Regions from separate parts of the Homo sapiens genome. Here all the other regions are linked to region 1. A link is a loop called in an ENCODE intact Hi-C map of the cell type or tissue named here. Cell type or tissue: natural killer cell. All regions are shown on one strand. Links, peaks and the distances in the headings refer to the core of each region. The heading gives the core; the rest is flanking DNA.

Evidence for each region. Peaks named below come from ENCODE experiments on the same cell type or tissue, not always from the same donor. Only the 100,000 strongest peaks of a DNase experiment are listed, where the experiment ranks them.
Region 2: a loop joins it to region 1, with 6 times the contacts of the local background. A loop is called at or near these places in 3 of 110 quality-filtered maps.
Region 3: a loop joins it to region 1, with 10 times the contacts of the local background. A loop is called at or near these places in 73 of 110 quality-filtered maps.
Region 4: it touches region 1 in a loop (9-fold over the local background); 23 of 110 quality-filtered maps call a loop at or near these places.

What each region holds. Positions count from the first base shown.
Region 1 is chr2:195,657,668-195,663,097 of GRCh38, reverse strand. The region is part of intron 1 of SLC39A10 (solute carrier family 39 member 10); the gene reads right to left. Among named protein-coding and RNA genes, the nearest start is that of SLC39A10, 3.2 kb to the right of the region's middle. RefSeq lists silencers at 5,104-5,203, 5,404-5,430. In natural killer cell, for the core only: CTCF peaks have their summits at 2,390 and 2,589 (motif pointing right); DNase peaks (open chromatin) are centred at 2,637, 3,807, 4,347 and 4,887; H3K4me3 peaks cover 2,523 bases; H3K27ac peaks cover 2,508 bases.
Region 2 is chr2:196,237,881-196,243,310 of GRCh38, reverse strand. HECW2 (HECT, C2 and WW domain containing E3 ubiquitin protein ligase 2) reads left to right here. Exons shown (of 29, transcript NM_001348768.2): 20 at 1,107-1,227; 21 at 2,749-2,862. Among named protein-coding and RNA genes, the nearest start is that of HECW2-AS1, 19 kb to the left of the region's middle. RefSeq lists an enhancer at 2,053-2,102. In natural killer cell, for the core only: no CTCF peak of the experiment used is centred there; DNase peaks (open chromatin) are centred at 840 and 2,920; H3K4me3 peaks cover 242 bases; H3K27ac peaks cover 4,344 bases.
Region 3 is chr2:195,574,008-195,579,437 of GRCh38, reverse strand. It overlaps LINC01827 (long intergenic non-protein coding RNA 1827), which reads left to right and starts at 4,945. Exons shown (of 2, transcript NR_187191.1): 1 at 4,945-5,114. In natural killer cell, for the core only: CTCF peaks have their summits at 2,932 and 3,135 (motif pointing left); a DNase peak (open chromatin) is centred at 3,147; H3K27ac peaks cover 724 bases.
Region 4 is chr2:195,401,939-195,407,368 of GRCh38, reverse strand. No RefSeq gene overlaps it. Among named protein-coding and RNA genes, the nearest start is that of LINC01825, 130 kb to the left of the region's middle. In natural killer cell, for the core only: no CTCF peak of the experiment used is centred there; a DNase peak (open chromatin) is centred at 2,518.

The sequences.
Region 1 (5,430 bases), core at 232-5,231:
GAGAGCTACATAAGTAGCTACAAACAGTGTGACAGTTCGGTGGTAACCAACAGTTGAAGGCCAAGGGCTTCACATTCCTTTTCCGACTCCAAGCATAATAAAGCATAATTCCCTCTGCAGAGGAAAAATGGAAAGCGGAAAGAGACAAAAAGCTTCTCTACTATGTAGGTAAAGAACACCTGCAAATTCACATTACCTATGAATTGATCATTTGACTGAACATTTTTCTACTAAAGTATTTTACCGCAAGAGCAGCTATAGACAATACACACATCAATAAGCAAGTTTTGTTCCAACAATTTACAGAAGCAGGGATATTTGGCCCATAGTTTGCTGATCCAAATTTAATTTACAGATTTTTTTTTAAAGTGCCAATCCAGCAGACAATTATAGGGGAAACCACTATTTTAAAACTCAAAAATTCAAATATATAAAAGTGAATTTAGAAAAAAGCCTAGAGGTGGGAAGGCAAGGAATATCTGAAATTGTTTCTTTTTATTTATAGATATTAAAGTAATAGCATAGGCTGGGCACGGTGGCTCATGCCTGTAATCCCAGCACTTCAAGAGGCCAAGGCAGGTAGCTCACTTGAGTTCGAGTTTGAGACCAGCCTGGGCAACATGGTGAAACTCTTGTCTCTACAATAAAAAATACAAAACATTAGCTAGGCATGGTGGCACACGCTCCCGTATTCCCAGCTACTAGGAAGGATGAGGTAAGGGGATGACCCAAGCCCAGGAGGTCAGGGCTGCAGTGAGCCCTGATCTCACCACTGCACTCCAGCCTGGGGAACAGAGATACTGTCTCACAAAAAAAAAAAAAAGGGAACACCACAGTAGGATACATATCTCTGATGTTCTTACTACACTAAAAGTGACTGAGGTTTTTCTTCTTCCTTTATTCAATGAAAATCTAAAACCTAAAGTGATCACTGATTAAATCTTCATTATAGAGGATTAAAATTAACCTCCTTCGTAGTTCACAGTTCTTATAACAATACTTCTCGTCCTATGGAAGTACATAATGATATTAATAAGGATACATCCTACAACATTCTTGCTTTTCTAATCCCTAAAAATCTTAACGGGATGGGCTGTCCCCCAAAGTCGAGTATATAAAAGGGTAAAATTGATTAGAAATATTAATACAAGGATAAGTATTATCTGATACCTCCCTTTCAGCAGTATCTAAAAATGAGTAATTATAAAACATGATTATAAAAGGTTATGACAAAATATTTACTTTTAGATTGTGAAAATAAACACTACCTGAGCAAGATTTTAGATTTTGTCCTTATACTTGTACAAGCCTGCAAACCTGTATCACCAGTAGCATCCTATTCTAACATCTTTTAACATAAAAATATCTACCATTAAAAATCTATTAAATAACCACTCCTTGTATCTGGCAATCCAAAAAAACCCTTACGTTCTGATAGGAAAACAGTATTCGACACAGAATTACTGATGTGATACAATGAATTGTGTCCTGTTTTAACATGTCTGAACATTGTATGTGGTCTCCTAAGCAGTTAATTTGGAAATAATTTAGTATTACTGGCTGGGCACGGTGGCTCATGCCTGTAATCCCAGCACTTTGGGAGGCCAAGATGGGAGGATTGCCTGAGCCCAAGAGTTTGTGACCAGCCTGGACAACATGGCAAGATCCTTGTCTCTATATAAATAAATACATACTATTATTTAAAACTGTAATTTTGATTCTATATTTCTTCATACCTACTATACTTTTAAGCATTCCACTAATTTTTTATTGAGAATATGTTTGGATATTTTAGAAAAAGCTAAAAGTTATCCTGTGGCCTATCCATAGAACTTATAAGGGATAATAAAAAGAAAAAAAAGAGTTTGAAATACTGATATTGCAATAATCTAAATAAAACCTAAAACCTTAAGAGTTTGCATTGACTACAGAAAATCCTTTCTGTAAAGTAGATTTTGTAGAATGTTATCTGTTCATTGCCTTTGTGTAGTGGTATATTGTGTTATAATATCTGTGTGTAAACTGAATACTTGGGTTTCATTATAGTATTCACATAAAATAATATTAATGATATAAAAAAGGAAATCTTGTGGCTATGAAGAGGTCCTTGAAACTATTTTTTAAGAATCATTCTATAAAAGTCATAGAAAATAAATTCGAATTTTAAAAAAAAGCTCACAATGTAAATTTAACACTTTCAAACTTTATTATCAGTACAGTCAAAGCAATACAAAGTTATATGGAACTAAATTAATCTAGAAAGTAGATTTTTATATCATTCAAGATAAGGAGAAGCCCAGATTAAATATATAAAATTGTTGTTATTTACACAGCTAACTTCCCGCTTTGAAAACAATCCCATACGTAAATTTCTTTTTTGGAGCAAGGTAACTTGGTGATTGTTCTATCTCTACCCAAAATTCACCCCTATTTGGAAAACTGGGGGCTAAAAGCAATCAGAATTCACCAGTTCAAAAACACTTACGTCCATCTTATTAGCAACACTAACTACCCAGAGGAAACTAAAATAGACCAGATTTACAGCAGTAAGTAAATCTAATTGTAATTTAAACATTACCTTATTTTAGCAAAAGGTGAAGGGAATCAAACGCTAGGGGGCAGCATCAAACTGTTGTGGGTTAGGCTGGGCAGCCTTGCAAACTTTAAGCTTTAGGGTATTTTTAATGAGAATTACACTTACATAAAAGATGAATTATAAAACTTCCGTTATAAAGGAAAAAACTAGTTGTTTTGATTCCCTACATTTCTCTTCCATTTCCCATTGTGTACTTTCTTTTGCAACTATGACTGGTATCACTTTAAAATGCACTAGTAATAATGTCCTTCTGATACTAAACTCATGGCATTTCCAATACTGAGGTAAGCACTATATAAACACAAGCTGACATTTTTAGCCTAACCATAATGGTTAAGTTTTGATTCACTCAATTAGCATTTTAAACTTAATTAAAGAGCTTGACAAGCTCTGCATATTCATGTGTCATAAGCAGTATGTGACAAAAAAAACTGTGCAGTATGTACCCCCTCACGAAATTTAGTTTGGCAGGGAAAACAAGATGCACATGTTATTATAAATTAGAAAATGGAAGAGAAGTAGAAATAAATCCATGAGTATTATATATAAGTAACAGAACAAAAACAACAGGATAATGTATCCCCCCCAAAGGCCCAGTAGAGACCATCAAAGCTCATTCTGGGGGTAGTCAAGGAGGGAGTGGAGGGAGAAAAAGAACGCAGACCTTCAACCACTAATGAAAGAACTGAAACATCTGTATGTAGAAAAAAGGTAAAATCAACTCACTATCATCTTCAGCCTTTTGGTTATCTCATTTAATGGTCACAGTTAAGTCCGTGAGTAGGGTTTTTGTACTTGAAGTTCAAATAGAAGATTAAGATAAGCAACTTCCTCAAGGTAAGCAAACTAATTAATAGATCAAGGTTTTGAACTTTTAAAATTTCACTCCAAAGCCCTAAATTTTTTCCAGTATTGGTCAACACTGAGGGTAGAAGGGTTGGGTGAACAGAATATTAACAAGGTAAATTTCTCTAATCAGAAGGAAATGATCATCCCAGATGCTGAATTTTCCTTGCTATAATACTACATCCTATCTTCTCCAAAAATCACTTTTGAAAAAGGCACACCCCCTAGATTAGTACTTGCATACGACACTTGAGGCCTACTCAAAGTACTTCAAATCAGGTGCTCAAAAAAAGGGAAGGACCGTGTTAGCTTTTAAGCAGTTAGAATTTAAATTGGTAACAGTAAGAACTAGTATAGGTTATCATGCAATCTATTATTGATGTCATTTCCTATGAGGTCTTCCCCAACCACTTTTTTTAAAGTAGCACCAAAGTCATTCTTGCACAGGGGTTCTTATCCAGGCGTCTATGTACGGAACGCAGAATGTTTGTAAATATGGACAGGTAAAAAAAGAAAAAGATTTATCTTAACCTCTGACATTTACTTATCTCTTCAGTTACGAATGCAGGCAAAAATTACAGCGATGTGAAATACCTGATAGCAATTTTAGATTAAATTTAAGCCAAATTCTTTAAAGATCATTTACAGTCCTCACTAATGCTTTACTAAAATATAGATGTCATATTTAATATCTTCATTATTTCATAACTGGTTTCTGTTGCAATTCTATGTATTTCATACATTTAAAACCATCATTCTGTGGTTCATCACATAAAAAAGTTAAAAATCCATACCAGCACATCATTGTTTTATTTTCTTCACAGCACTTATCACTGATATTATATGTTTCCAGTAAGGAGCCACTGGAGTAACCAGTGTCTGCAGAATGTGCGTTGTCTGGCATGGATCCAAGATCTAGAAAAAGTAACTGACTCATATTAAGGTACTCAAATATTTGTACAATAGAGTCCTAATACAAAACAATACACAGGAGTCTTGACTTGAGGCTTTCAATTGCATACTAAGTTAGAAGGAACTAAGTTCTACATCTCCAGCTTTTCCATTACTTGCTTTTTCTTAATTATGTACAATTTAGATACACATCCAAAAAGAAAACAAATACAAACCTATTCTAGTTTTGCTCCAAGAATGACTCAGTTCCAATGTAAAATTAGAGGACTTAACAGCAAAAGGCATAAATAAAAGTTTCTTTTAAAAAACAGTATAACCTACCATACTTTTTGTTTTTTTCTAACATGTGTTTTGTGTCACTGTTACTTAGAATAGGTACTCGAGTGAACGACCCTTCCAACGGAGGGCTTCAGGTTCTGCAGTGATATTTCTTCCTCGTGCCAGATCCTTAGTACAGCCCATGTGGACAGGCTCCCACGTGAACATTTCTTTACAGAAGCCACAGGAAGACCTTGAACGTCATGTTGCTCGCGCCCTGGCAAGGCCCCCGCCCTTCTTAGCTGGGGCGTTCGAGGGACCCCAGGAGAGGCAAGGAGTTCAGCAGATTCCCAGACCCGGAGAGGCGGTGCGCGAAGGTTCCTCTACGCGATCCCCCTGCCGCGCCCCACATCGCTCTCCACCTAAGGGCTTTCCGGAACAAAGCCGTGCGGCCGCGCCACCTCCGGCCCACCCGGCCTGTCCCACCGACCCGGCCCCACCCTCACCCTCAGCTCCAGGGACCCCCAGCAGGCCGAGATCTTCACACCCCCGCGCTCCGCCTCGGCTTTTCGGTTGGTCCGGGAGAAAACTAGTAGGAGCAGAGGCGCCGCCGTCCGTTAGCCTCGGTCCGGAACAGCGGTGCCGAGGCTCCATCCCGGGGTCCCCTCGCCCCATTACAGACCAGAGAGAAGGACTGGAGAAGAAAAAACCGGGGCGCTGGTCGCCAAGCCCCCGAAGACCTGCCTACAGATCCCCAAAGCCTCGCCCGCCCGCGCCTGCGACGCCATCCGCGGCCGGCGCGCAGCCCCCTAACCGCC
Region 2 (5,430 bases), core at 354-5,353, 580 kb before region 1:
CTGCAATCCCAGCTACTCAGTAGGCTGAGGCAGGACAATCACTTGAACCCGGGAGATGGAGGTTGCGGTGAGCTGAGATTGTGCCATTGCACTCCAGCCTGGGCAACAAGAGCGAAACTCCGTCTCAAAAAAAAAAAAAGAATCCAATAAATATTAATATTATTTATTCTTTGTGCAAGTGCGCACTTTGTGCAAGTGAGACAGGTGCCTTTTGCAATTATGTGTTATATTAAGATTTTACCCTGCAATATGAGATTTATGTAATTATGTGTCTAAAATCATTCTTGGTGATAGTGCATATCTAAAAGAAGTTTTGTAGGCCAGGTGCGGTGGCTCACACCTGTAATCCCAGCAATTTGGGAGGCTGAGGTGGGTGGATCACCTGAGGTCAGGAGTTCCAGACCAGCCTGGCCAACATGGCAAAACCCTGTCTCTACTAAAAATACAAAAATTAGCTGGGCATGGTGGCAGGCACCTGTAATCTCAGCTATTTGGGAGGCTGAAACAGGAGAATCACTTGAACCCAGGAGGCGGAGGGTGCAGTGAGCCAAGATTGCACCACTGCACTCCAGCCTGCTGGGTGACAGAGTAAGACTCCGTCTCAAAAAAAAAAAAAAAAAAAAAAAAAGTTTCATGAGGAGTTTTTTGGTGAGGAATTTAGAGTGAATGATTAAAACCTCACTCTTGGTGCCACTTACTTATATACCATGTACTTTCCATTGCAACTTCCTGTCTAATTGCCATGATATCATTTCAGCAGCAAGCAAAGACATTTCATCCTAACAGTTACTACTAGACATGAGTAACTCTGTTTGACTCATATTAGTTTCGACTGAAAAGGGGAACATACTTGAGAAACACATGGGCACCATTGTAACTATTCAAACAGAATTTTTATTCTCAACCAAAATGCCACAAAGAGGACGTCACTTAAGACCTTGGTTGAGGTTTGTTATATCCTTCAACTTGCAGAAATCAAAAATGCAGAAGTTAAGACAGTTGCCTCATTTGACTTGTTGATTGTGATAGCTTTTGTCCATGGTGATGTGATGAACATAAGGACGAGGCACAAATCCAGATTGTCCTCTCTTTGTGGTTTGCTGCAGGTACCCAGCGTGCCAATGCCCGGGCTCCAGCCCCTTACAAGCGGGATTTCGAAGCCAAACTGAGGAACTTTTACAGGAAGTTAGAGACTAAAGGATATGGACAAGGCCCAGGGAAGTTAAAGTAAGTCAAAGTGACACAAACCACATAATGTATAGATGGTGAAAGGAGAGGGCACAGTTGGGCCTCTAGGAAATTGATTGTGATTTGGGATGACTAGCCTTCATTTTAGTCGGCATAATTATTTTGGAATTTGTAAATTATAGGATCATCTAAAACATAGTCCTGGAATGAAACATGATTAAGCTTAACATTTTAAAACAAATAGTGAAGACACTGCCACTTTTCATGCAAAAATAAAGGCAAAATAAAAGGCTGATTTATTTTTTTCCTCTGAAAAGTATGTCTTTGTTGGTGCATAGTATATTCATTAGCTATAAAGCTATCCCAATGTCCTCCACTGCAAGTTTCTGTCTCCTGAACTGACCTGAGTGTAGGAATAGTGCTCAGCTCTGTTCAGTTCTGTGAAACAAACTTCACAGCAGAACATGTCATGAATGTTGTTTCGGCCTTTCTTCATCCATCTCCTCCTTTCAAATGGGGAAACTGAAACATCATCATGTTGTTTGGCCTAGAATTGTTTCCATTCCCTACTTACCCTTCTTTCTCTCCTCCCTGCCTTCACCCCTGTCCCACGTCCCCACTGGAGATCAGTCTGCCACTGAGAGAGGACAGAGGAGGGACGGTCTCCACTGGAGCACCCCTGTGACCCTGGGTGCCTGAGAGACGGTCCAGAGACCAGACCAACAGCAGCCCCATGGCTCACTGCCCCACCTGCAGGAAGGCTTGCTTGATTAAAATCCACCTTCATTGCCCTAAAAAATCATCTGCCTGCCCAAACACCATACTTCTCTGAGCTTTACTTTTCTCACACTTAACTTACAAAGGTCTAGGATGATCCAGCTGTCATGCATTCAGCCTCCCTATCATCTCTCTGCCCATTACCATTTACATTAAGAGCAAATTGATATCTATGGAAGGATGACTTTAATTGGCATCATCACAAGTAGATTAACCTGCCACACTCATCATTCATTTGTATCTGTCCCTTAGGGACTGTCAAGATTCACTTAATTTAACAATTAACAATTGGAAACTCCTCTGCTTTGGAGGATATTGAGAATTTTTTTTTTCCTCTTTGTTCTCACAGTCATCTTGCTGGGCACTTAATAATTGAATTCCTTGTCTACATGCATTGAGACTTAAAACATTGCCTCATAGAGTTGTTCTTGCTTTACTAAACAAAATGTATGGGCGGGGGGCGGTGTGTGTGGTGTGTGTGGTGTTGTTTTATGATCATTTTTTTTCTGGGATAAACTGATTTGACCATTTAGATAGGATTCTCCGGTTGTTTACACTGGTCATAGGTAGGGTACTCTACCAATGATTCTCTCATGTAACTTTTGCTAATGCTATTAAGAGTTCAAGACAAATGTGTACTTTATTGCAGACAGCAATGATATTAAGTAACATTCTTCTTACCTAGTTAATTGTGGCAAATGGAAATGTTCTAGAAAGATAAGTAAATTATCTTTAATAGTATAGTAATAATTTGTATTTTCTAAATTGTCTCTTTATGGACAGGTTAATTATCCGAAGAGATCACTTACTAGAAGATGCTTTTAATCAGATTATGGGCTACTCCAGAAAAGACCTGCAGAGAAATAAGCTATATGTCACCTTCGTTGGGGAGGAAGGGTGAGTAGAACAGAGAAGTGGCCTGTGGAACATAGGCTGTGGCCACAAGGCGGATGTTTCTCCACGTCGCTGTGGTTGCCTGAAACAGGAAATCCTTCTGCCAGGAAGTGCTGTTCTCATACACTTAAACCTTTGGGCTTTTTTTTTTTTAAAGGTCTCCTCTGGCTTTTAAATCACTTGACATAGAAATCCTTTAGTAAAAACTTGTAGCTTTAGATCATTTTTGAGAACAGAAGCCTAGTTCAGTTTCTTCTCTCCGGACCTCTCTTTCTCTTAAAGGGAAAAAGTAAGGCTTTACAAGGAAAAAAAACAAGGAATTGCATTTATGCAATTCCTTTGTGATCTGTGATCTTATTTTCTACCCTGCAGGGCTAGGTAGAACGTGCTTCCTCTATTAAATAAGTTCAGTTTCAGAAACATGAATTAGAATCTTGCTGTTCTACCCAGAAGCCTCCACAGAAGTAACTCTTGGGCCTTGGCTCTTATTTCTCTGCCTCCAGTTTTTCTCTTCCCTTGGGAAGGCAGCACACCTACCAACATTACTACCTAACATAAACAAACATGTCCCGCCTTCCATGACTCTTCCATGAGTGTGCTCGTCAAGATAAGGGTTAGGAAATGAAGCGGGGAAGACTCCTACACAGTGTCTGTTGTGCCCAAATAGACATAACTGTTATTACACATCACATTAGAAGAGGCCAGCTGTCATCCCTCCCAGACCCCTTCTTCCTCATTTCAGGTCTGGGTTCAAGTCTCAACATCTTCTTCATAACTCAGCAGCTGCTAGAGGGAATTTTTCTAATACCATACAATTGTCTGATTGTGTTCTCTGTGGCTCTTGTTGATTTGGATCATTTTAAGGCTATCCCTCTCAGTCATGCCTGGGAATAAAGTATATTAGATTATGGAATCATATTAGTGATATTGAACAAATTCAGCCATTCAGTACACAGTGGATGAAATAATGACTCCAAACTATAAAATAATTTGCATCTGCTGATGGAACTAGGGAATAGAAAAATCAGGATTCAAATTCAGGCCGTTTGTCTTTCATCTGGTACTCTTGGACTAGCTCTGGGACCTAAGCAAAACTCCTGCACTCCAGCCCATCTGAATTTTTTCCTATCTCTGGACATTTTGCCCATTCCAGCTAATGACTGATAACTTCCGCTCTTGTCACATGCAGTGCTGTGTAGTCTCCCAGCTATTCCTACATTAAGGTAAAGTAGTATGTGCAAACACACTATGACATGACAAAATTTGTACAGAAGTTTGCATGAGATCTGAGCCTTTCATTGCTGATGTGCATAAGTGGACTTCTCACTTGTGTTAGTTGGCTTAAAGATGAAGGTGCACAGTTGAAAATGAAGGCAAATGTTAGCCTAATCACCAGTATGCATGAGATTCCAAGTATTTCCTTACATAATCAGTCTGGTTTGGATGAGAATACTTTTCCTCCCCCAGAACTCCAGCTGCCTCCCTTCATTGTTGGACCAGAGTTTGTTGAGATCTCAAAGATATAGGGAAGAGTCTTTGGAAGCACTGATATTTAAGTTTGAATAGAACAGACGTTTATCATGACTGGTTTTCCTAAAGCAGTCTCCTCATGGTGTGGATTAATGACATTAGTTCCTAGGAGGAGGTCCAGGGTGAGTGGGGCTTGATGCCTCTGTATTTGATTACATTACATTGATGTCCAAATGCTTCCTGCCTCCATCATCTGTCTCCTTCCTGTGACATCGGAGGGAAAACAAGGGAGAGGATGTTCTAAGCTGTGAGCTCAGTTAGCAGGGACAATTTCTTAATCTGTTCACTCTGCATATGGTTTATTGAAGCTGGATTTCTGGACTCATGACTTTGTCAGGTCAGTATCATAAATTATTAGATATAGACTTTAATTTGCTATTGAGGTACCGAGGATACATATGCTGTTTTTGAGAGATGAAAACAGTAATTGTGCTGGAAAAATAGAAAGCTAAAAAAAATAAAGAAAGAAAGAAAGAAAGAAAGAAACCTTGAGCTACATAAAAGTAAGGAGCTCTTTTAGCCTTTGCCACCTTCTCAAACACACTGACTCTATCACATGAAAATGAACAACCCTAACTTTTTTTCTGGATTATAATACATACCCAAAGGGAAGAGCGACCCAAATTTTCCATTGAACTATAAAAATGGAGCTGGAGGTTTTCTGTTTTTTTGTTTTGTTTTGTTTTGTTTTTTGAGACAGAGTCTAACTCTGCTGCCCAGGCTGGAGTGCAGTGGCATGATCTTGGCTCACTGCAGCCTCCGCCTCCTGGGTTCAAGTGATTCTCCTGCCTCAGCCTCCTGAGTAGCTGGAACTACAGGCACATGCCACCACGCCCAGCTAATTTGTTTTGTATGGAGGTTTTCTGTTACTTTCTCTTTACCAATTCTAATCCCCTCAAAATGTATCATTTTGTAAGTTCTTCATGTCTGGGTCTAGTAATGAGCATTTAAAAACACATGTATCTGGCACCCAGATCTAAGAATCAAGGTTTTTAGAGAAATGGCTGATTCTAACACTAAGCAGGAAATATACAAGATGCA
Region 3 (5,430 bases), core at 169-5,168, 84 kb after region 1:
CAGGCCTGTGATCCCAGCACTTTTGGGAGGCCAAGGCAGGAGGATCCCTTGAGCCCAGGAGTTTGAGACCAACCTGGGCAACATAGTGAGACCCCCATTCTTAAAAAAAAAAATTAGACAGATGTGATAGCACATGCCTGTTGTCTAAGCTATTCAGGAGGCTGAGGTGGGAGAACTGCTTGAGTCCAGGAGCTTGAGCCCAGGAATAACCAGGTTTTTCTAATATATTGAGGAAACATTTTTAGCCAAAATGCTTAATTAGAAGTTAATTTTGAGGGATGGGCAGGGTGAAAAAAAATTTAATTGAATTTAAAAATTTTTAAAAACTTAAAAAAATAGAAATCTTTTTTTATTGGTAAGCTGTCATCATACTACAAACAGCTTAATGCAGTAACAAAGTAAAAGACATAAAGGACCAGGAAATTAAGATAAAACACTTCTCTACACATACTTAGATCCAGTCAAGTACTTGACCAAGGACACCTTTTTTTGTATCTTTCTTTTTTTTAAATATATAATTTATGGCCAGGCGCGGTGGCTCACGCTTGTAATTCCAGCACTTTGGGAGGCTGAGGCGGGCAGATCATGAAGTCAGGAGATCAAGACCATGGTGAAACCCCGTCTCTACTAAAAATACAAAAAAATTAGCCAGGCGTGGTGGCGGGCGCCTGTAGTCCCAGCTACCTGGAGAGGATGAGGCAGGAGAATGGCGTGAACCCGGGAGGCGGAGGTTGCAGTGAGCTGAGATTGTGCCACTGCACTCCAGCCTGGGCGACAAAGCGAGACTCCGTCTCAAAAAAATAAAAATAATAATAATAATAAATAAAAATAAAATAAAATAAAATAAATATATAATTTCTTTATTTTTATTTTATTTTATTTTTTTAAGTTCCAAGGTACCTGTGCAGGATGTGCAGGTTTGTTACACAGGTAAACATGTGCCATGGTGGTTTGCTGTACCTAGCAACCCATCACCTAGGTATTAGGCCCAGCATGCATTAGCTCTTTCCCTAATGCTCTCCCCCACCCCACCTATGTATCTTTCTTTGTGGCCTTAAATACATTTGAGTTTCTTATTTCTTACATAATGATGTCTGTATACCGAAAATAAAACTTTTTCTGACTTATCTATTGTAGATTACAGTATGACTGGCTTTAATGAAAAATAGGCATTTTGCAGAACTATTAAACCGGTCTAAGAATAGATGATATTGTACTGAATCTCCTAATCTAGCAATCCATTCAAACGCTTTTTGTTTTTTTTCTACCATCAAAGCGTGGAAGAGGTAATGGCCTAGGACCAGAATGGGGGTCTTTCATCTGTCATGTTTTATTGTAACAGATTTACTTGAAATTACGTTTCTCACCTGCAGAAACTAAGAGAAAGAGCAAGAATCAGCAGAGTAGAAGGGGGAAAGGGGACAATCAGAGCATCTCAGTGTTTTAGAGTTTGATGTGATCACTGGGCATTTAGGTTAGCCTTTTGCCTTTTCTCTCTCCAAGATTGTGGTGCTTCTGTCCAATTTTTGTTTTACAAGATGAGTTGGAAATTTAATGGATTTTATGTATGCAGCTGGAATTTTGAAACAGAAAATTAAAAGGGAGCTGCATTGGCCTGAAGGATCAAAGTTCTATTAAAAAAAAAGTGGGTTTCTTATATGAAAAAGCTTTAAAAACTAGTATTTTAAAAACATTTTACAGTTTACAAAGCACTTTTCTATAAAATTATTTCATTTGAACATACAATGAGGGAGGTCCAGGGTTATAGCATGAGTTACTGTTAGAGCTGTGACCATAAACCATGCATCTTTTTTGCTTTGTTCTTTTTTTGAGACAGGATCTCGCTATGTTGCCCACACTGGTTTCAAACTCCTGGACTCAAGCAATCCTCCTGTCTCGGCCTCCTAAAGTGCTGGGATTGCAGGTGTGAGCCACCACACCCGGCCTGCATCTTGTTTCCTTTTCTAAGACTCTTTGCATTACATATCTCCCTCTTTCATTCCCCCTTGCTCCTTCTTTCATGAATGATTCTGATAGTTACTTTATGGATGCTTAACATAAAAGACTAAAGGCTTTTTGAGGGCACATTTGGTATCCTACTTATCTTTGCATCTCTGGTATTGAACAGATCCAAAGCTGGTGTTTGGTTAATGTTTTTGAATGGACAAATGAATGAAATTAAAATAAAAAGGCAAATTAAAAAAGAGAAACAATTTTTCAGATTTTAAAATAAGTAAATGAAAACAGCAGATCAATATTATAGTTTTTATATAACTTCAGAATGTCAAATGCTGTATTAGCTGCTATGCATTTATCTACCATATCTATCTATCTATCTATCTATCTATCTATCTATCTATCTATCTGTCATTTATCTTGTTAGCTTCATTCCAAATAATTAATTTTATCATCCATTGTTATTTACAAATTCTCAGGTCACTAAGTCATAATTATAACTTGGGAAAATGTGTCCTATTTTATTGATAGCACAGAAATTAGAATTTATTCTTCAGCACCATAAGGTTTATGGGAACACAACAAATAAAAATGGTCACAATTATTTGTCATGTCTGGAAAAGTACAAGACTGTGACTACTAATTCATAACACATTTATATCAGTTTTACTTACTTATGGCTATTATATTTCCTTTGTGAATTTCACAGGTTTATGAAAGCATTAACTGATCTTTTTATATTACTCTATCTTCATGGCTTATCCACAGCTTGATTTCAACTGGCCATGCTTAGATAAAGCAAATTTCCATATATATTTTTTTCTACCTTCATGCCTAGGTAGAGATCCTAGATATGTTGAGCTTTATTTTATTTCTGCAAATGTAAGTAAACATTTGTACATGTGACTTGGAGGAAAATTAGAGGAAGAATTTATTTATTGTTCATTTAAGACTGATAATTATTGGGTTCATGTACTAGGAAGTTATACTAAGAAAAAGACTCTCAAAGAAGACACAAATTTTACAAAGCCATACTCATAAAACATATAAAGATGATGACATATCCAGGATCAGATTTAGATCCTCTAGATCCATCCCAAAGAAGAAAATACCAAAAAATAGCCCAAGCTGTAACTTTACCAATTTAGTTACTGCTGTCAAGAAACATTGCACAATGCCATCTAGTGACGAGTAACCAATGTATGATTAATCACATAGAAATGACTGGATGAGGAGGGGGAAATTCCCAGGATTTTATATGTAAGAGGGAAAGTCCTTCTGAGAGAATTAAAATGGATAGAGATTAGTTTTATTTCTCCAGGTACACTTAGTGCATGACAATTTATCACCGATCTGAAGCTTGGTAGTTTTTATTTTGAAATACTGTATTGCCACCTACCTCTGAATCTGCAGCTCTACCTCCTTCTGCAGCTGCCCTTCATTATTCCGTCCACAGCTGAACTCAGAACTGTGAGTGTTCTCCAAGCCGCAGCCCCCCATCTAATGACAGGTGGTGGAGGTGGAGCACTTTAGAAACCAGTCTCAACAAATTAAAAAAAAAAAAGGACTTCAAAAAAGGGAACCAAGTTGATTCTTAAAACAATCTGTGCCACATTAAAAATAATAACAATAAATAAACTTGGAAGTTCAAAGAGTAAAACTAAAACAGGGACTAAAGGAAATCATCTTTGTTTTTTGCAGCCAATGACTGTGCAGACCTGATGCTGTCTTGTTCTTGTACCAAATTCTCCTTGAAAATACCAGAGACCTCTCTCTGAATGGCCATAACATTATACCCTAAGGGAAATAATTTTCTCCAACATTTCTCATCTTTTGTAAACAGATGGCATATATATATTTAATATATATATTTATAGATATATTTATAGATATTTATATATATTTATAGATATATTTATATATATATTTAAAGAGAAAGAGAAATACCAACAGTCTGCCAACTGTGGAATTCTTATAGTCCGATAGTTTCTTTTTGGTTATTTTTTCACAACTAAATTAACTAGTGTTGCTGCCATAGATACATTTAAGAAAATCAGACACTTTGCTGCTTTTACATATATCTGTCTGAAACTCAGCAGGAATATTTCAGTTGCCTTAGAAAAATATCCAGTTAACAAACTTTGTGAAGTGAAAAGAAAACCTTATCAAAATCTCCAGCTTCAAGTACATTTAGTTGTTTTCTTTTTATTGTTGCTTACATGCTGTGATTGGAGCACAATATGTGGAAATTGCATAACCATTATTTCCACAAATCAAAGCTATTGAGACATGGGAAGGCCATGTGGAGCTGCTGCATGAAATGTTGGTTAAAAAAATTCCACTCTGCCTTTATATCTAAAGTCTTCCCTTCTTTCAGGTATCAATGGTTTCTTCAGTCGTAAGCATCACTAGGTTGTGTTTCGTTTGTTTAACTGCTTTTAAAATCAGAATTAGCCATAGGTCAAATAACATTTTTTGAAAAACATTTTCTCTATGTGTCTTATATTTTTCCTTAGTTCTACTTTGTTTTGTTATTTTTAATATTTTGGGGGTAATCTAGGCAAAGAGCTCTTAATTCTTAATGCATTAGAACCATCAAGAAACATTCAGTGCAATTTCCATGTCTCAGGGGAAAGTTTTGGTGTCCTCACCTCGATCCATTCCCAGGTTTATGGGGACTAGGGAGAATCCTTTCACTATTATTTTACATTTTAAAATATACCTAATCAAGTGCAGTGCAGTGCAGTGGTGTATGCCTGTGGTCCCAGCTGCTCGGGAAGCTCAGGAGAGAGCATCACTGGAACCCAGGAGTTTCAGTCCAGCCTGGGCAACACAGCAAGATCCCATCTCTAAAAAAAGAAAAGAAAGAAAAGAAAACAGTGGCCAGTCAGATGGCTATGTAGGTCAAAGACAGCCTGACTGAATCATATGAGAGGGAAGAAAAACACTTGTCATTCCTAGCTTTCTGTGTTCCTCTTTTGTTCCAGCAGAGCTTTGGTTGTACTACTCTAATACCCATACAACACTGCTTTCCTTAGAGCCACAGCTACTGCTGAGAACTCAAAAACTTCTTCCTTTCCGGTGAACACGTCTAGACTTGGGCTGGGGATGGGATGAAGATCTCTAACACCTTCCTGGAAATCAAGAAGTGCAAATAGGTAATTTTCCCTTTTTTTTTTTGAGATGGAGTCTCACTCTGTCGCCCAGGCTGGAGTGCAGTGGTGCAATCCGGCTCACTGCAATTCTCCCTGCTTCAGCCTCCTGAGTAGCTGGGATTACAGGTGCCCGCCACCACACCCAGCTATTTTTTTTAGTTTTAGTAGAGACGGGGTTTCACCGCATTGGGCAGGCTGGTCTCGAACCCCTCACCTCAGGTAGATCCGCCTGCCTCGTCCTCCCAAAGTGCTGAGATTACAGGTGTGAGCCACCGTGCCCAGCCTGGTAATTTTCTTAAGAGAGAAATAATGCTTTGTT
Region 4 (5,430 bases), core at 125-5,124, 260 kb after region 1:
GTTTAGGATGAGAATGAGGCAGTTGCTTGAATGCCGTATTTTCTATTTTCTGATTGTGAAAGTTTATCTTTCTTTTGTTTGAGAAAGAGTCTTACTCTCTCGCCCAGGCTGGAGTGTAGTGAGATCTCTGCTCACTGCAATGTCTCCTGGGCTCAAGCGATCCTCCCACCTCAGCCTTCCAAATAGCTGGGACTACAGGTGTATGCCACTACACCCAGCTAATTTTTGTGTTTTTTGTAAAGACAGGGTTTCACCCTGTTGCCCAGGCTGGTCTCGAACTCCTGGGCTCGAGAGATTCGCCCACCTCGGCCTCCCAAAGTGCTAGGATTACAGGGATGAGTCATCGTGCGTGGCCTGAAAGTATATCTTTCTTTGTAACATATAGGTGGTTTCCTAGATATCTTTTGAATGATAGCCTGTTAGCTGACCACAAATGTTAAACTCTAATGAATTCATGTTATCCAAAGTTGTCTTAAAAACAGTGAAGTGAGAAAAAAATTAGAAAAATCATTTCATAAAAATTATGACAAATGTTCTGGGCCAGAGAAAATATTTGGACTTCAGATATATGGCAACTGGGTTATAAATTTTTTTTCTGGCTTTAATCCATGTACACATAGTTAAGAAAATAAAATTAATTTCAGAGCCAACCTTTGAATTTAAAATTTATCTTCTCCTTAGCCTTATCTTCGCCTCATCCAAATTATAACAAAACTTTATACTACTTTAAGTAGTAGAATGTTCAAATGGTTGGTAAACAAGACTCTGGATTATATGAAAACAGAAGGAAGAAAAGGTGAAATATATTTAAAGGTTAAATTCTTGGAATAACTCTCTTTTGATTTGGCAATTCTGATGTAATGAGTACCAAAAATGAGTCTGATTCAGGTACTCTGAAAATTAATTTTCAAGAAAACTGGATTGAGAGCATATTATACACTTTAATGCTACTTAATTAATATTTGCCTCATATTGTGCTGTTATTGCAGTTATATAGCCCATGACACTGATCATAATAATGATAATAATAAATAATAATAATGGGTCCTTCAATAAATATTTACTGAACACTTATTATTTTCTAGATAGTGTTCTAGGTGTTAGGAATACAGCAGTAAAGAAAAACACAAGCTCTGGCTCTCAAGGGGTTTACCTGTGACAGAAAATAAACAAAATAGAGAAACAAATCAGTAAGTAATATGTCAGAAGCTGACAAGTTTAGGTAGAAAAGCTAAGTGAGTGGAAATAGGGCATTGCTCTGTGACATTGAAAGAGAGTAGGAAGGGACATGGTATTTATTGAGTTTGCTGTATTTGTCAGGTGTTTTGTTTATTTTTTCTTGTTAACCCTCAGAACTCAGAGGTGCATTTGTTTATATATGCCAAAACTAAGACCCATACAGATGAAATGATTTGCCCAAGGTCTCAGAAATAGCAACTGTTCAAGTCAGAATCAAACTCAGGTCTTACTAACTCTGCTCTACCATACAGTTTTTCTTACCTTCCCCATGATCCAGGTATTTAATGAGTGAATTTTTTTTATTAGCACTTTTCAATACACAAAGTATATTTCTATTCACACTCGGATTTAATTTTTGTAATATCTTAATGAAATAGGTGGTAGCATCAGCCTGACCCCTCAGAGGGATAAAATGATTTCCCCAAGTTAGAAAGTGGCATATCCACAAGTCTTTGACTCCAAAGCCTTTGCCCTTTCTATAAGCTAGAGGCCAAGCTAGAGGAGATATACCTTGGTGTTCAGAAGAATGGCCTCTTGAGCTGAAAGACTGGCATTTGAATCCCAGTTCCAAAACTTCATAGCTTTTTGGCCTTGAGATTTTAAAAACTCTAAGCTTCAGTTTTCTCCTATGTAAAATGAGAGTAACAATAATGTTTAACCTATGAGAATGAGTCAACACATCTAAAGCACTTACAACAGTTCCTGGAGCATAGTCAGTGGTACACAAAAATTAGATGTTAATATAATGTTGGAGAGATGAAACTAACATAATTGTCATATGTGCTTCCATATAATTTTAAAATGATGTGGTTTGGCAATAATTACAGCAGAAGTTCAGGCAATTGGGATGACCTACACAGGCACATGAACTTCTAGTTCCCAGGAGTCTTTTCAAAGGCCCCTATGGATATCTCCTTCCCAGCTTTTCCTTGTAAGCTTTTTGATTAGTCTATTGTTTGTCTCAAATCTTTTAAATAAAATTAATCTTTAGTTAGACAAATACAGGTTGTATATTTTTACGGTATACAACACAGGGTCTTGAAATATGTATACATTGTGGAATGACTAATTCAAAATAATGAACATATGCATTACCTCACATTTTGTGTGTGTGTGGTGAGAATACTTAAAATCTACTCTCAGCAATTTTCGAGTATGCAATAGATTTTTAATAACTATAGTCATTGTAGTATTGTACAATAGATCTCTTTGAAATAATTCCTCCTAACTGAAGTTCTGAATCCTTTGGCCAACATCTCCCCAATCTCTATCCTCAGTCGCCCCCTGCAGCCCCTAATAACCACCACTCTAATCTCTGCTTCTATAAATTTGACTTTTAGATTTCATATAGAAGTGAGATCATTTGTCTTTCTGTGCTTGGCTTATTTCCCTTGGCATAATGTCCTCCAGGTTAACCCATGTTGTCACAAATGAGAGGACTTCCTTCACTGTGGATATACACACATTTAAAAAATCTATCCATTTGTTGATTGATACTTAGGTTGATATATTGGCTGTTGTGAATAATGTTGCATTGAACATGGGAGTGCAGATATCTCTTTGACATACTGATTTTTATTTCCTTTGGATATATGCCCAGTAATGGGATAGCTGGATCATAGGGTAGTTCTATTTTTAGTTTTTTGAGGAAACTCTATACTGTTTTCATAATGGGCATACATACTAATTTACATTCCCATCAACAGTGTACAAAGTTTCCTTTTCTCTACATCCTCTCCACCACTTGTTATTTCTGATTTTATTTTTTGATAATAGCCATTCTAACAGACGAGAAGTGATAGCTCATTGTGGTGTTAAACTCCATGTCCACCCCAGTAGACCAAGGCTCCAGGCTTAACCCCATGGACCCAGGCATGTGGCCTTCCAACTTGCTGACCCAAGTACCAGGCAAGCCTGCCTGAAGGATCTAGCAGCAAACCTGTTCACTGACCATACCAGATGGCCAGCCCAGAATTTCTGGATGGACTGACTGGGAAAGGACTTTCCCCGATGAAGCCAGTCTTTAAATATTAAAATAAATGCCTACTTCTTCAAATGGGCAGCACCAAAGCATGCCTGCAAGGATCAGAAATGTGGTGTCAAAGGAACAAAATAACCAACCTTAAAGAAATGAATATTTGTAAACTTCCTGACAAAGAATTCAAAACAATCATCTTTAGAAAGCTCAATGTGCTACAAGGGAATACAGATAGACAACTACATAAAATCAGGAAAACAATACATGAACCAAATGAGAATTTCAATAAAGAGATATAAACTATAAAAAGAACCAAACATAAGTTCTGGAGCTAAAGAACACAACTATTGGGCCAGGTATGGTGGCTGACACCTGTAATCCCAGCACTTTGGGAGGCTGAGGTGGTTGGATCACTCGAGTCTAGGAGTTTGAGACCAGCCTGGGCAACGTGGTGAAACCAAGTCTCCACAAAAAATTAAAATGAAAATTAGCCAGGCGTGGTAGCTCACACCTGTGTTTCCAGCTATTCAGGAGGCTGAGGTGGGAGGATTGCTTGAGCCCAGGAAATCAAGGCTGCAGTGAGCTGTGATTGCACCACTGCACTCTAGCCTGGTGACAGAGCTGGACCCTGTCTCAGAAAAAAAAAAAAAAAAAACACAGTTATTAAACTGAAAAATTTCACAGAGAATTTCAACAGCAAACTCCGTCAAACAGAAGAATCAGTGAACTTGAAGATAGGTCATTTGAGGCCAGGTGTAGTGGCTCATGCCTGTAATCCCAGCACTTTGGGAGGCTGAAGTGGGTGGATTGCTTGAGTCCAGGAGTTCAAGACCAGCTTGTGCAACATGCTGAAACTCCTTCTCTAAAAAACAAACAAACAAAAAAATTAGCTGGCCATGGTGGTGTGTACCTGTGGTGGCGTGTGTTTGCGGTCCCACTTACCCTGCCAGCTGAGGTGGGAGGATCACTTGAACGCAGGAGGCTGAGGCTACAGTCAGCTGAGATGGCACCATTGCACTCTAGCCAGGATGACCCAGTGAGACCCTGTCTCAAAACAAACAAACAAACACACAAACAAGATAGGTCATTTGAAACTGCCCAGTCAGAGGAACAAAAAGAAAAAAAGAATGGGGTAAAGAAAACTTACAGGAATTAAAGTACATCATTAAGTCCCAACTCTTATTCAATATCTCAGGCAGCTGCAATGTTGAACAATTGTCTGTGCTTATTTTTGACAAACGTTCCTGGGGAAAAGGCTGTTTGCACAAGATGAGCTCTGAGTCAGGTCAGGTCAAATAAAGCTTGTGAGTGAGATCTTCTAGAGATTCACTAGATACGTCAAATAATGCCCATTCTCTGAGAATGGAACTTTGAAAGAGCTGTGACCCGTTCTGCCCCTTCCATTGGCTTCCAGGCTATTGGTTTTTACCATGGTTGTTTGCTGTTGGTTTTTAAGGCTATTACAGAGTGAAAGAGAAAGAAGTGGAAATAGAACAAATTAAAATGTCACAAAGATCTCTCTTTTTACTGTGATTTAACATTTTTTTTTCCCAGTAAGTGCACCCTGAATTGCTGTAAAACTTTAATTTTCAGAGTTATAAAAAAGTTGATTCTGATCTTTTTTTAGCATTTTCATTACTTTTTTGGAAAAAAGAATTTTTGGCAGTTATTCACCATTTAGTGGACTCACTGATAATATTTAATTAAATAATGTAATTGCAATAATGCTATGGAAGTAAACTGCAGGCTTTGGATAAACATGTGATATAATGGATGGGAACATATATGCACATGCTTATGTGAGAGTCTTACAGACTTTGAGCACTCAACATTCCATGGGTAGATCAGTGTGCTTTAGAAAGGGATTAGGGAGGTCTTTTTGTGAGTGGCTAAGTGGCTATGCATCAAGAAATCATCTGTCGTACACACTTATAACTAAAATGTGATATAGTGAATTTACTTTCTAAGTGCAAATAATCTCTGAGTTTATTGAATAATTCTTAAGTAGGAGATCAGTAGAACATATTCTATTAGCTTTTCAAGGGGTCATAATATTTTGGGTTCTGTATTTTTAAAGTACGGAGGCATGGCAGGTTCTGCATTCAATTTGTAACACAAACTGAGCCTAGAAAAGTTATGAACACTTTAAAAACACTGGAAATAGCACCTTTGTCAAAACTAAATTGACTGTTTTATGAGTCTGTTCTCACGAT